Linked DNA regions of Homo sapiens: region 1 is linked to region 2. A link is a loop called in an ENCODE intact Hi-C map of the cell type or tissue named here. Cell type or tissue: PC-9. All regions are shown on one strand.

Region 1 (8,000 bases), 230 kb before region 2:
CTTCCCTACTGAGTTATTGATCCTGGCCCAGCCCTTAGAGATTCCTTCCCTTGGTGAACTTGAGAGTGTATACCTGTGGAGCAAGATGTTTCATGGGGTGCCAGACGAAAACATTGGAACTGATGTTTATTCTCATTTCATCCTCTTAAAAGGTCAACTTATGTGATGTTTTAAGGTATAGAATGTGTGGTACACTAACACATTTTTTGATTTATAAATGACATGGGACGGAAAGAACATAAAATGTACTGCCTGGGTACAGTGGCTCATGCCTGTAATCCCAGCACGGTGGGAGGTCGAGGTGGGTGGATCACGTGAGGTCAGGAGTTCAAGACCAGCCTGGACAACACGGAGAAACCCCGTCTATACTAAAAAACACAAAAATTAGCTGGGTATGGTGGCACACTCCTAAAGTCTCAGCTACTCAGGAGGCTGAGGCAGGAGAGTCGCTTGAACCCAGGAGGCAGAGGTTGCAGTGAGCCGAGATCATGCCATTGCACACCAGCCTGGGCGACAGAGCGAGACTCAAAGAAAGAGAAAAAGAAAGAAGAAAGAAAGAGAAGAAAAAAAGAAAAGAAGGAAGGGAGGGCGGGAGAGAGGAGAGAGAAATTACTGCTGGCTGAAATCAAGAAAGGTTTGGTTTTGGGCCGGGTGCTGTGGCTCACACCTGTAATCTCAGCACTTTGGGAGGCCGAGGCGGGCGGGTCACGAGGTCAAGAGATTGAGACCATCCTGGCCAACATGGTGAAACCCCGTCTCTACTAAAAAGTCAGCTGAGTGTGGTGGCGGGCACTTATAGTCCCAGCTACTCAGGAGGCTGAGGTTGAACCCGGGAGGCGGAGGTTGCAGTGAGCTGAGATCGCACCACTGTGCCCAGGCCTAGTGACAGAGCAAGACTCCATCTCAAAAAAAGCAAAAAAAGAAAGGTTTGGTTTCATCATACCAGTCTACTACTTGCACTTAATAAATACCAAATACCACTTTATATCTTCATATCATTGGTTTTTTGTTTGTTTGTTTAAGAGACAAAGTCTTGCTCTGTTGCCCAGGCTGGAGTGCAGTGAACTGTCATGGTTTACTGCATCCCTGAACTCCTAGGCTCAAGCAGTCCTCCCATGTCAGCTCCTGAGTAGCTGGGACTATAGGCGCATGTAACCATGCTTGGCCAATTTTTACTTTTTGTAGAGATGGTCTACAAAAGTAAAGTTGCCATGTTGCCCAGGCTGGTCTCAAACTCCTGGCCTCAAGCAGTCCTCTGGCTTCGGCCTCCCACGGTGTTGGGATTATAGGTGTGAGCCACAGTGTCCGGCCTACATCATTGTTTAAGTCCTGTCTCTTTACCTAGTTTGCAAGGACCGTGTCTTATATCCTTGGGATAGCACATTTTTGGGATTGGTGTTTGGATGGTATGTCACAGGTTGTAGATGCTCTGTCAGCATTTGTAACTGAGGATGATGAAGATGATACTAGAGAACTAAGTTCTCCAAACCAGTACCTCAGTGTGTGTCTGTGTGTGTGTGTGTGCATGTGCGTGTGTTTGTGCGTGTGTGTGTGTGTTTGTGTCCGCGTGTGTGTGTGTGAAGGAGAGGGTATGAGCTGAAGCCTCTCATTCTCTTGCGGACTTGACTTCCCATGCAGCCACAGACCTTCACCTGGGATGAGGCCATTTATAGTTTTTTTTTTATTAAAACCTTTTTCTTTCACAACAATTTTAGATTTACAGAAACATTGCAAAGATAGTACAGAGTGTTCCTGTGTATCTTTTACCCAGTCCCTGTTGTTAACATCCTATATTAATGTAGTACATTTGTCACAACTAAGGAACAAGTATTAATATATTGCTATTAAATAAGTCCACAGCTTGTTCAGTTTCTTTAATATTTCTCTAGTGTCTTTTTTTCTCTTCCAGGAAACCACATTACATTTAGTAGTTATGCCCCTTGGGCTCCCCCAGTCCATTCCTTGTTTAGAGTGACCTGGACAGCTTTGAGGAGTACTGACTGGTCAGATATTTTGTAGAATGTCCCTCAACTGGGATTTGTCTGATGTTTTTCTCACGATTAGACTGGGGGTGTGGGTTTCTGGGAGGAAGACCACAGAGTTAAAGTGCCATTCTCATCACATCACATCAAGGGTGTGTGCACACAACATCACACAGCATGACTTGTCACTTGATCACCTGGCTGAGTAGTGTTTGTCAGCTTTCACCCTGTAAAGTTACTCTGTCCTCCCCTCCCCATGGTGTACGAGTGCAGGGTCAACACTTAATGAGTGGCAAGCTGTGCTCCACCTCTTTGCAAGGAAGTGTCTGTAGACATTCTTTGGAGTTCTGTTGAAGAGACTCGCGTATTCTCTTCTTTTCTTTTTTTCTTCCTCTTCCCCTTCCCTTTCCTTGACAGGTCTTGCTCTGTAGTCCAAACTGGAGTGCAGTAGCACAGTCATGACTCACTGCAGCCTTGAACTCCCGGGCCCATGCGATCCTCTGTTTATTTCTTTATTCAAGCATTTACTTATGTCAGTGTGGATGCATGGATATTTATTTTATACTTCGAGTTGATTCCACAGTGTTGTTTATTTGTTCTTACATTGTACCAGCTTTGGCCATCGAGAGCTCTTTCAGTTAGCTCCTGGGTGCCCCGCTGACATATCCTCATTTTTTTTTTAAGCATTTCCTTATTTTCTGGCATTTCAAGAAGCTACAGGTTCATCTTGTATATTCCCTGCCCCAGTCCTAGAATCAGCCTTTTCTTCAAGGAGCTCTGGTTCCTCTGATTGGAGAGTGATATGAGAAACCAAGATCTGGGCCAGGCGCAGTGGCTCATGCCTGTAATCCCAGCACTTTGGGAGGCCGAGGTGGGCGGATCACTTGAGGTCAGGAGTTCAAGACTAGCCTGACCAACGTGGTAAAACCTCGTCTCTACTAACAATACAAAAATTAGCCAGGTGTGGTGGTGTGCGCCTGTAATCCCAGCTACTCGGGAGGTTGAGGCAGGAGAATCACTTGAACCCAGGAGATGGAAGTTGCAATGAGCCGAGATCGGACCACTGCACTCCAGCCTGGGTGACAGAGTGAGATTGTCTCAAAAAAAACCAAACAAACAAAAAAAACAAGATCTGGGTGCTGGGTTTGCTCATTGCTTCTGGGCATTTTTAATAGATTTTTGATCCTCTGCTTCCTGTACCTAATCTTTGGGGTTGTGGGGAGGGGAGGAGAGAGCAACTTTGGGACCTCTTAGAGACAGATGAGCTGGAAGGACTCTGTCCATGTTTTCTCCCTGTCACTTAAACTATTAAATACCACCATAAACATTCTAAATACCATGTTTGTGGTACTAACTGCATTATAATGATATTGGCAGAATCTTATTTTTCTTTTTAGAGTAATAAATATATGAAAAATAGATTCGATTTACCTCCTCCAAGAGCAGCTTAATCTCTGAGAATATGAACGAAACCTCTTTGGCTTAAGAATTTAGTTAGAGAGGATTATTTTGGGGGGTCTTTCAGTGTTGGAATTGCTGAAAAGGTTTATAGGCAACTCCTTGAATTGGTAAAAGTTCAGATGAAATTTCTACTGGCGAGTCTCTTGAAGAGCATGGGGCTGTAGACTTGCTTTGATCTGTTTACTGAGCTTTGCTTTGCTTTTTTTTTCTTTTTATTATAGAAAATTTCAAACATACAGAAAAATAGAGTGAAGTGGTATAGTGGACCCTCGTGTTCCCGTCACCCAGCATCCACAGTATTTTCATTCATGATTCATCTTGTTTCACCTTTACCCTTCCCTCTGCCCTAGCCTTTGTTGTATTGATGTAAATCTCAGTGACGGATCAGTGCAGCTGAAAATGCTTCAGGAAGAAGTAAGTGTGTTTTTATAAAACAGGATGGCTTGCGTGCAGATCACCTAGGTATTTGTAGAAATGCAGATTTTGGCCGGGCGCAGTGGCTCATGCCTGTAATCCCAACACTTTGGGAAACCGAGGCAGGCAGATCATGAGGTCAGGAGATCGAGACCGTCCTGGCTAACATGGTGAAACCGCGTCTCTACTAAAAATACAAAAAATTAGCCAGGTGTGGTGGCGGGTGCCTGTAGTCCCAGCTACTCAGGAGGCTGAGGCAAGATAATCGCTTGAACCTGGGAGGCGGAGGTTGCAGTGAACCAAGATAGTGCCACTGCACTCCCGCCTGGGTGACAGAGTGAGAATCCATCTCAAAAAAAAAAAAAAAAAAAGAAATGCAGATTTCTGGGTCCCAAACTAACCAGCTGAATCAAAATGCTGAAGGCTGGGCTGGAATCCTGCATTTATAATAGTTTTCTGGTTATTTCTCCCCTCATCCCCTCACTGCCACAACACACATATTTCATCTTCTACTACGTACAAAATAATACCAGTTATTTACTGGAAATCTGTTGACTTGTGTAACTAGTGAGAATCAAGGAAAGGAGGAAAACATTCCATTTGATTAAAAACTTGAGATTTTAAAATGAATGCCAACACCTGAAATCTGAAGAGCTCACTCATCCTGAGCACCACGTGTAAATATCTCCCTGTGAGTACATATGCCATCACCACAAAGGAATTCAAGCACTCCGGGGCAGAACACAGCTAAAGCTTGAAATAAGTATTTTTTTATTTTTTTAAAAACTTCACTCCTTCTCTAGATGTCTGTATGAATAATAGCTTCTTTACATTTTACGAATATCATGTATAAATATCAGGGAAAACAGCAGGTAGTCCGACAATCAGATGCTGGTACCGTGAGCTGAGAATCTTGGTGCCAGTCCTGGACCACCAGGCCTCAGCTCACTGCAGCTAGAGTCAGGGTGGCAGGTGACTCGTAGGGAAATTTTGAGAGCAGGTATAAAACCGTGACATTCTTAATTCCCTTGGTGATAAATGGGTGTGCTGTAACGTGAGAACCCCTGATTCGTAATCTATACGGTAACTTGCAGGGTGTTTTGTTTTGCTAGGATAATATGTTGTTAGCATCTTGCTTTTAAAAAGTTTATTTTTCTAAGCTAACTCATTTAGGTGTAGCCTAGGATTTGTAGCCTATTTCATATTTTTTGATAGGTACTTTTTTTTAAAAGCTGTTTGTTGTTATATTTTGATATATTTGCTGTGGATGATTGATCTGTACAAAATTTTCTTATGATGAGCTAAAAAAAGTAAACTGTCTCTGAAGCTGCTACATTATAATGATTGTATAATCATCAGTCGGGTTTGATGAAGAACACCATAGGCTCTTGTATTAGTACAGACTATTTTTTGACAACATGTATGCCTTGGGTGGGAGAAAAGAATTTAGTTACATCTATGATAGCGGTTTTTGAGAGAGGAGCTGCTCTTATTTAAAAGTGAAACCACTATAATTTTAAAAGGCTTATTTTTTTTTCCCCCTTCAGGCTCATATTCTCAGTCCATCCCCAAACTTTGTTTTCCCTGTTTTTGCTAGACTGAGGAAGGGACTTGAGTTTGACATGGTATAATTGCAACCTTTAATTATAGGAAGTAAATCCCCAAGACATCTTGGACTTAGAAGATAAAGGAGGAGAAGTTTGCAATCATTTTGCACATTTAAAATATCTGTTTTAACCAACTAGTAATTATAAAATTTTGTAGTTGCAGCTTTTTACTGCAAAACTAAAGTGTTGTGATCTATTGGTGGCCTCTCAGATTAGCCACTAAATTTAAGTTTAAAGTATTTTTCTCATCGCAGATTCTTCTCAGAACCCTCAATAAATTAAACTTGTGCCCCTTTCAAGAGGAAAAAATATCCTGTCCCCATTCTTTCCTGGCAATTTGCCCCTGTAGAAGGGTTCCCTATCTAGGCAGCAGCGGTTGCTTCCCCGGATCCAGCCTGTCAGTTACTGAGCAGAGCCCCACTTGACTCTTACCTCAGACTGTTATTAAAATGCAACACCCTGACACTGATTGCTGGTAAGGCACTGAAAAATAACCAACTTACCAAAATAGCCCCCTGGGAACACTCTCCCAGAGGCCTGCCACAGCAGTACAATTCGGGAATCTGTCATCTAACTTAGTTTTCTGTATTGAAAAGAAAATTCACTTTAATAAAGAGCTGATCACCAACATTAACCGTATAGGCACCCGGTAGACTTAGAAAATGTTGGGACCGTAAATCCTAGTCTGTAGAATTTTAGAGTTGAAATGCCAGTTTTACAGATGCAGTCAGTCTCACACCGCCAGTTAGGGGCAGGTCCGATTCAAGAGTGAGGGTCCTAAGGTCCAGGCCACCCGTTCACCCTGGTGAACCGCATTGTGCTTTAAAGAACCTCTGTAGTGCGATGCGCATGCACACACGGAGACCCAACTCCAGCCACTTCTCTGGATATTGATTTCTGTATATTCTCTGAAAGTACTGGGGTGAAATGTTAAACTACGAATCATAAGATTGCCTCTTGAAGTACTAAAGAAAATGCCATATTGAAAATTAGGAAACCAAGCCTGGCGTGGTGGCTCACTCCTGTAATCCCAGCACTTTGGGAGGCCAAGGCAGGTGGATCATGAGGTTAGGAGATCAAGACCATCCTGGCCAACATGGTGAAACCTTGTTTCTACTAAAATACAAAAAAAAAAAATTAGCCTGGCATGGTGGTGTGCACCTTTAGTCCCAGCAACTCGGGAGGCTGAGGCAGAGGAATCGCTTGAACCCAGGAGGGTGGAGGTTGCAGTGAGCCGAGATTGCGCCACTGCATTCCAGCCTGGCACAGAGCCAGACTCCATCTCAAAAAAAAAAAAGAAAATTAGGAAACCAAAGTGCTAGCTTCCATAATTAGGCTGAAAAAAATCACATTCATATTGTTTTTAAATTTGTGCCGGGCATGGTGGCTCAGGGCTGTAATCCCAGCACTTTGGGAGGCTGAGGCGGCTGGATCGCTTGAGGCCAGGAGTTCGAGACCAGCCTGGGCAACATGGCAAGACCTCGACGCTACAAAAATTTTTTAAAAAAATTAGCTGGGTGTGGTGGTGTGCACCTGTGGTTACAGCTACTCAAGAGGCTGAGGTGGGAGGATCACTTGAGCCTGAGAGGTCTAGGCTGTGTTCGCACCTCTGCACTCCAGCCTGGGCGACAGAGCCGGACTGTCGAGACCGTGTCTCGGGTTAAAAAAAAAATTGTAAAAACAACTATTTAGTTTCTACCTATGAGATGACATTATACCATTTAATTAAAGGTAATAAAAATGTTTCTGACTTTTAAGAAGTGTAATCATAAACTTGTAAGCATTCATTTGTAAACATGAAAGATACTTTAAACACCACCATTGATTTATATGCTTTTGTGGAGGTCTGGACTCCTTTTTTTTTCCTTTCCAACTTTCGTTTTTGTTTCGGGGGGTGCATGTGCAGGTTTGTCACGTGGGTAAATTGCATGTCGTGGGGATTTGGTGTATAGATAATTTTGTCACCCAGGCAATCAGCATAGTACCCCATAGGCAGTTTCCCAGTTCTCACCCTCCTCCAACCCTGGATGGTTTTAGGAATCCGCAACTGCTGTAGGTCCCAAGAATAATGCTCATTGGCGGATATTTTGTATATCCTTTCAAGAGTCACGGACAGGTATTTTAAAAAGCGTGTGGAACAGTCAACAAATGTCATTTTTCTCCTCTTCTTTCTCTCAGCTCTTTAAAACAAGGCATTGTGACCCATGCCTCTCATCCCACCCTTTCCTGGCAGCTGCAGCATCCCTCACTTATGTCCTCTTTGTCTCCTGCTCCTGGACCCTTGCTGTCAGCTTATATAATAAATAACAGTTCAGTGAATAACTCTACATGGTGTGTGTGTGTGTGTGTGTGTGTGTGTGTGTGTGTGTGTGTGTGTGTGTATATATATAACTGGATCTCACTCTGTCCCCTAGGCTGGGGTGTCCCTTCCCAAAGTGCTGGGCTTACAGGCTGAGCCACTGTGCCTGGCCTGCATAACACTTTTAAACATGCTTTTCTCCTCTGCCTTCCATGGTAGTATGCCTCCCTGTTGCCT
Region 2 (8,000 bases):
ACATGTGACCCAATGTGGTTGCCCATGGAGGTTATCTCTTAGGCCCATGTAGAAAAAGGTGACAGCTACGTTTACCCTTAGGGCCTATCAGCCACCCTGAGGAAAAACACTGCACTCTGCAACCCCTGAGGAAGAAGTCACCCAGGAGGCTACTGAGGATGAAATGAGACAACAGAAGTGCCCGGCACGCGGTGGACACATCCGGAGACCCGTGTTTCTGTATGGAAGCACGTGGCGCAAGGGCAGGGAAATACTTCTAAGACGGCACAAGAGCGGAGCAATACTTCTAAGAAGAGCCACGCCCACGCTACGCCTCTGTGATTTCCACTATCCTTACCCCGTAACTCCTGGCGTTTATGGTTGGAACCCCAGTGAAACCACCATTTCCAAGGGGACTGTGACCGCTAATCATGACACCTGCCAGCCATTCAGACACTAACGATAACCTCTCATCCCCTTCTTGAAAAGTCCCCTGTCAGCCTGGGTGCAGTGGTTCACACCTGTAATCCCAGCACTTTGGGAGGCCGAGGCAGGTGGATTACCTTAAGTCAGGAGTTCAAGACTAGCCTGGCCAGCATGGTGAAACCCCATCTCTACTACAAAAAAAAAAAATACGGCCGGGGATGGTGGCTCACGCCTGTAATCCCAGCACTTTGGGAGGCCGATGGGAAGTTTTTGTTTGTTTGTTTGTTTTCTGACATGGAGTCTCACCTCAGGGCGGATCACCTGAGGTTGGGAGTTCGAGACCAGCCTGACCAACATGGAGAAACCCCATCTCTACTGAAAGTACAAAAATTAGCCAGGCATGGTGGCGCATGCCTGTAATCCCAGCTACTCGGGAGACTAAGGCAGGAGAATCGCCAGGCATGGTGGTGTATGCATATGTCCCATCTACAAGGGAGGCTGAGGTAGGAGGATGGCTTGAGCCCAGAAGATCGAGGCTGCAATGAGCCATGATGGCACAGCCCGGGTTTCAAGGTAAGACCCTGCCTCAAAAAGGGGGGAAAAAAAAAAAGAACATACTGACTGGAAAACAAGGCTAGAAAGAAAGACAAGGATGATAAAGCGTCTGCCTTAGAGTGCTCACATCTCGGGTGATGGTTTTTAATTTTCTCTATTCCCCCTGTTTTCAACCACGAGTCAGTGGCTGCTGACCAGACCATTCAGGTACCTTGGCAGCGAGAAAGATGAGCAGGGGAAATGCACCAGAGTCCATGGTTACAAGATATCCAAAGGCTTAAAAAAAAAAACAAAACAGCAGAAGGCTGGGCACAGTGGCTCATGCCTGTAATCCCAGCACTTTGGGAGGCTGAGGCGGGCAGATCACGAGGTCAAGAGATTGAGACCAGCCTGGCAAACATGGTGAAACAATACCGCTCCTACTAAAAATACAAAAATTAGCTGGGCGTGGTGGTGTGCACCTGTAGTCGCAGCTACTCAGGAGGCTGAGGCAGGAGAATTGCTTGAAGCCGGGACACAGAGGTTGCAGTGAGTCAAGATCGCGCCACTGCACTCCAGCCTGGGCGACAGAGCGAGACTTCGTCTCAAGAACAAAAACAAAAATAAAAAAACAAAACCAGCAGAAAAAACCTACAGCTACCCTAAGGCCCCCTACCCCACAGCCCCTATTTCTTCCTCTGTGCTTAGATCTCCCCTTCCCAAATAGAAACAGACTGGAAAGGATGGCTGTGGTCTTCTGGGGGAAAAAAGTGGGAGGGCCCTGGAAAAACAGCAATTATGAAGTTTTTGTTTGTTTTTTTTTGAGATGGAGTCTCACTCTGTTGCCCAGGCTGGACTGTAGTGGAGCGATCTTGGCTCACTGCAAACTCTGCCTCCCGGGTTCAAGTGATTCTCCTGTATCAGCCTCTCAAGTAGCTGGAATTACAGGCATGCGCCACCATGCCTGGCTAATTTTTTGGTATTTTTTTTAGTACAGACAGGTTTCACCATGTTGGCCAGGCTAGGCTCGAACTCCTGACCTCGGGTGATCCGCCCGCCTTGGCCTTCCAAAGTGCTGGGATTACAGGCCTGAGCCACTGTACCCGGCCACAATTATGAAGTCTGAAGTATATGCATGCTGGTAAAACCACACACCAGCCCACGAGGGAGAAAAACATCACTCCACTCAGACACACAAAAAACGCGGAAGCACCATGTACACCCAGAGCACCGCTAACATTTCTATCAGTCCTGCCCTTTCACTGAAAGTTGTTGAAAACAGACCTTTAATACCAGAGATGCCGACGTGGGGGCTGTCACCAGGCCATCTCCTAACAGCCACATCCTCTCTGACCTGGTGTTCCTTGGCTCATGCCTGGGGAGCTTTGCTAGCAGCTGGGTCCTGGGAGTGTGATCTAAATTGGGCCGTGGGGTATAAGGGGCTGTGTGCTGGAGCTTTGGGGCAAAGGTTGTCAGCACACCTGAGAAGAAATTCCCCTTCCTGCCTTTGGAGACAATGGGGAGAGAGAGGATGTGATGGTTGGAGAGGCAGTGGCAGCCATCCTGGCACCATGAGGAAATGAGTATGAGGATGAGAAGACAGAGAGAAGGAACCTGGGTCCCTAGTGATGATAAACTGACAACCTGCTGCTCCTCATGTGGAATAATAAAGATGCTGATTGCTTAACTCACTGTTCATTGGGTATTTTATTTTTTACTTTTAGGCAAAAGCATCCTACATTATTCACACAGCAGTGAGTGAGCCGATGCCAGGAGAGAGCTAAGTGTAAGTATCCACTGCTAGACATCAGAAATGGCACCGCTGTCACAGAGGCCGACCCTCGAGGCGCACAGAATGAACGTTTTGAAATGATTCATGATTTTCATGTATGTGATAACACCCCTTCGAGTTTTCTCATATGAGAGTTATAAAGTTTCATGATGAAGTTGTGAATACCAAATACCAAAACGGAGTAACTAGACAATAAAATCTTCTTGGAAGATGAGAAAAATACAATCTATCTTTGGTCTTTTTTTTTTTCTATGAATTGTCCATGACTCTTCCATACAGGGAATTTAAACAGATACGGGGTGCCTTTTTAGTCTGAACTGTATCAATAAAAGAAAAATGGAGCCAGTCAAGGAAGTAACTCCTCCTGAGATAGCATTGTACCATGGAATTGTTCGAAACGAGAAGAAAAACCAGTAACTACATGAGATAGCAAGTATTAAGCAAAAGGACAGCTTGAAACTAAATAAAACAGAAAGTTATTTCTGTTCCCTCTGAATAAAATACATACGCACAAGTGGCTGGGCACGGTGGCACACACCTGTAATCCTAGCATTTTGAGAGGCGTAGGCGGGTGGGTCACCCGAGGTCAGGAGTTTGAGACCAGCCTGGCCAAGATGGTGAAACCATGTGTCTACTAAAAATATGAAAATTAGCCGGGTATGGTGGTGGGCACCTGTAATCCCAGTTGCTCAGAAGGCTGAGGCATGAGAATTGCTTGAACCCTGGAGGCAGAGGCTGCAGGGAGCCAAGATCACGCCACTGCACTCCAGCCTAGGTGATGGAGTGAGGTTCCGTCTCAAAAAAACAAAAACAAAAAATACCCCATAGATATATACATGCACATGAAAGAAATTTCACCATCACAAAATACTTTCCTCACTGAAATGAAAGTTCTAAGCCTGTGTTGTTTATACCAACATCGTTGCTGTGGAAATAGCTGTTTCAACATTAGGAACTCACGACTGACTCAAGTAAGGTGTGGAGCAGAAGTCTTATTTAAACAGTGGCAGGACCCATAAAACATTAAAAAGGCAAACTGGGTGTGGTGAGTCAGAGCACCATATGTTTTAATGTAAGGGTCACACATGTTTTCTTTCTGATGCATGACACCAATAGGATGTTTCTTTTTATTCATGCTATTTTTGGAACCCTATAATCATCTCAACGACTCCCCCAAATATCCTAGGTTTTGCTGTCTGCTTCTGTCTACATCCGGCAGCCTCCGTATTTTATTAAATTCATTGTGCTTAGAACAGAGTTACTACAGTTCAGTCCTCGCTGGCACATGCAGGATTATGGCACCAACCAGGGCACAAGCAGGATTTTGGAAAACTTCTGCATGTAACTGAGTCTATTAAATATAGCAGTACTGGGCTGGGTGAGGCCAGTCATCCTAGCACTTTGAGAGGCCAAGGCAGGGGGAATCCTAGAGGCCAAGAGTTCAAGACCAACCTGGCCAACACAGAGAGACCCCCTAAAATATATATAAATATATAAATATATTTATATATTTATATATATACACATATATTTATATTATGTATATTATAAATATACATAATATATATATTATAAATATATTTATATTATATATAAATATATATACATACATATTTATATTATAAATATACATATTTACATTATAAATACACATATATTTATATTATAAATACACATATATTTATAAATATACATATATTTATATTATAAATATATGTATATTAATATTATAAATACATATATATTTATATATGTATATTATATGTATATTTATAATATACATATATTTATATATGTATATTATATATATTTTTATATATATAAATAATATTATGGCTGGGCGCGGTGGCTCACACCTGTAATCTCAGTACTTTGGTAGGCTGAGGCAGGAGGATCACCTGAGGTCAGGAGTTCGAGATCAGCCTGGCCAACATGGCGAAACCCCGTCTCTACTAAAAATACAAAAAAATTAGCCAGGCGTGGTGGCGGGCATCTGTAGTCTCAGCTACTTAGGAGGCTGAGGCAGGAGAATTGCTTGAACCTGGGCAGCAGAGGTTGCAGTGAGCCGAGATCGTGCCACTGCACTCCAGCCTGGGTGACAGAGCAAGACTCTGTCTCAATAAAATAAAATAAAATAAAATAAAATAAAATAAAATAAAATAAAAAATTAAAAAATACATAGATCGCTTTCTCGCAGTACTGACTTATTCACTAACAAGGCATCACTTCCAGCATATGGTCTACCGTGTGCCTATGGCTTTATACGGAGACTGTGAGGACCCAGATCGCCTCTGCACCCAACAGCCCAGCTCCTCAACTCCACTGTCAGGCCTCTCATTTGTCCCTGTCTTTTATGGGTCAGTTAAGAGCTTCCCAAACAATCCTAAAAACCCTCAGGCCAACCCCATCGAGAAACCATGTGACTTGCCCGCACCTTCCCTTGGTGATGCCCCCACTCCTCTGCTTCCCCTTCCTACTTCTTAACTGGACATGGATGCACTTTTCTTTAAATACGCACACACTTTACCATGATTTTCCTCCGGTTAAGCCAGAAATTTTACCCTTTGTACAATAAAACATATTCAACAAGTTTTTTAAATGAGAGTGCTGTGTGGGGCCGTTTTAAAAGCCCACCTTTCCCTAACCCCCGACAGTGAAGTGTTCTATAAACAGAAGCCCAGATCCCCTCGGCAGCGGGCACTGCCCAGGGTGTAACCGCCCTCTCTGCCTGCACAGGAGAGCGATTCATACCAGCAGAACCGGAAAAATCACAGCTGAAAGCAACCAGGGAAGAGGCAAGGGCCAAGAGAGCAATGTAAAGGAGTCGGATTTTCTACTAGGTGAGTCACAGGAAACACTCTGGCCACAGCCCGAGGCCCCAGGAGGCCCGGCTCGCCCATCAGGAATGTAGGTCAAACTCCCAGCGGGAAGGGTGAGAGCCCAGGCACCCAGGGCAAAAGCTCAAGTTCCTAGGAGAACAGGGAGGCTGGCCAGAAAACAAGGCCTCCACTCGCCCTCCGGCACCAGTCCCAGCCCACCCTACGACTAAGCATCAATTTCCACAGACCGCGGTGAAGTAGAACCACAGCATGCTGGCCCAGATCTCTCCTCTGTTCTGGACTGGGCCATCCCACGCGTTTCTCTTGGGGTTCACAGGATGACAAGTGGGGTTTATGTATAAAGGGACAGATCGCTCACCCAGTTCAGTTGACACGGGGGACCCAGTGGCAATCTCACCGATCTTGGCCACTCCATCGTAGTAGGCTTTTCCTGCCAGGATCATAGCTAGACACAAAAGGTGACACACAAAATCGTCACTTAGACAAGGAAAGGAGGAAGCAACACAAGTTTTCTTCCAAACACCCCCTGGTCCCTTCTGGCTGCAGGAAGGTTTGGGCTGTGGCAGGTGTGGCTCTCAGGAGGTAAGACCTGTGTTGAGAGTGGTGCCGGGGTGGAGGCCCTCCAGCCAAGGGACAGCCCCATGAGATCCTCGTCTCTGACCAGCCCCGGGGAACCTTCAGCAGCAGGTGCTGAAAGTCCAGAGAAGGCTCAGCTTGCTCCTGATGCCAGTTTCAGAGTGGATGCGTTCCTAACGTTGAACTAGGGCTTTGCCTGGGCACGGTGGCTCACACCTGTAATCCCAGCCCTTTGGGAGGCTGAGGTGGGAGGAGTTTGAGACCAGCCTGGGCAACATGGTAAAACCCCGCCTCTACAAAAAAAAAAAAAAATACATAAATTAGCCAGGCATGGTGGAGTGTGCCTGCAGTCCCAGCTACTTGGGAGGCTGAGGTGAGAGGATCGCTTGAGCCCAGGAGGCGGAGGTTGCAAGTGAGCCGAGATCATGACACTGCATTCTACTCTGGGTGACACAGCCAGATATTGTCTCAAAAATAAATATAAAAAAAGAAGATACATCCTCTCCAGCCAGAAATCTTTTCTGAGCTAGTTCTTCTCCAGCACTCCAGGTCTGCAACATTCTTAGTTAGGAGTTGTGTGAGGTGGACTAGGAGCCTGGTCCTTTGATGGCAGTGCTTAATTTTTCTATTGAAAAAGGCATTTTGAGCCACAACCAACCAACCTATTTGTTGCCAGGAGAGAATATATGAAATTTGAAATATATTATCATTCCAAAAAGCAACACAATTGTCTGAAAAAATAACTGAATGCTCTACTTTTTCTTTTTTGGCAAAGACAAGAAAACTTTTATTGCTACAAGGTGGGTTCTAATTATCTTAAAAATAGTACTGCCCCCTTCGAACTGATTCTGAAGACTAAATTATAACTATGTAACCTCCAGGGGCAAATTACTTACCCTTTCTGAAACAAAGGTTGCTCATCCTTAAAATGCCCTAAGAATGTGAGTGACAGATGAACAAATGGAAGCTGCTAATACACTTTTTTCACTTTACAATCTAGGTTTGAGGGTATTGAAGATGTATGATAGAGACCCAGCCTGGTTAGTGTAATTTTGGAGAAAAGCATTTATTTGGAATTTTACTCTAAGATTGGTTTCAGACATAGAAATCAGTTTCTCCTGGAGCTTTGGAGACCACACAGTTTTGGAGCTAAAAGAGCCCTCGGGAATCCCAGAGGCTATACCAGCTGCAATGCCGCAATGTATAATGGGCAATTGTTTTAACAAGGTGGATTTTATTTTATTTTATTTTTTTAGAGGCAGAGTCTTGTTCTTTCACCCAGGCTGGAGTGCAGTGGCAAGATCATGGCTCACTGCAGCCTTGACCTCCTGGGCTCAAAGGATCCTTCTGCCTCAGCCTCCCAAGTAGCTGGGACTACAGGCACGTGCCACCATTCCTGGCTAATTAAAAAAAAAAAAAAAAAAAAAATTGAAGGGGCTGGGTGCAGTGGCTTACACCTGTACTCCTAGCATTTTGCGAGGCTGAGGTAGGAGGATCACTTGAGCCCAAGAGTTTGAGACCAGCCTGGGCAACATAAGGAGACCCCCCCATATCTCTACTGAAAACAAACAAAAAAAACTAGCCAGGCATGGTGGTGGTGGCACACGCCTATAGTAGTCCCAGCTACTCAGGAAGCTAAGGTGGGAGAATTGCGTGAGCCCAGAAGGTCAAGACTGCAGTGAACCACAACTGTACCACTGTACTCCAGCGTGGGCAAGAGTGAGGCCCCTGTCTCAAAAAAAAAAAAAAAAAAAAAAAAAAATATATATATATATATATATATATATATATTTTTTTTTTTTTTTTTTTAAGAGTAGGGGTCTCACTCTGTTGCCCAGGCTGGTCTTGAACTC

The links. Peaks named below come from ENCODE experiments on the same cell type or tissue, not always from the same donor. Only the 100,000 strongest peaks of a DNase experiment are listed, where the experiment ranks them.
Region 1: a loop joins it to region 2, with 5 times the contacts of the local background. A loop is called at or near these places in 2 of 110 quality-filtered maps.

The regions. Positions count from the first base shown.
Region 1 is chr7:98,114,883-98,122,882 of GRCh38, forward strand. The region is part of intron 1 of LMTK2 (lemur tyrosine kinase 2); the gene reads left to right. Among named protein-coding and RNA genes, the nearest start is that of LMTK2, 12 kb to the left of the region's middle. In PC-9, no CTCF peak of the experiment used is centred here; DNase peaks (open chromatin) are centred at 2,239 and 4,549; H3K4me3 peaks cover 1,852 bases; H3K27ac peaks cover 5,767 bases.
Region 2 is chr7:98,349,113-98,357,112 of GRCh38, forward strand. BAIAP2L1 (BAR/IMD domain containing adaptor protein 2 like 1) reads right to left here. Exons shown (of 14, transcript NM_018842.5): 3 at 5,930-6,016. Among named protein-coding and RNA genes, the nearest start is that of BAIAP2L1, 48 kb to the right of the region's middle. In PC-9, no CTCF peak of the experiment used is centred here; DNase peaks (open chromatin) are centred at 3,709, 5,619 and 6,049; H3K4me3 peaks cover 1,893 bases; H3K27ac peaks cover 7,393 bases.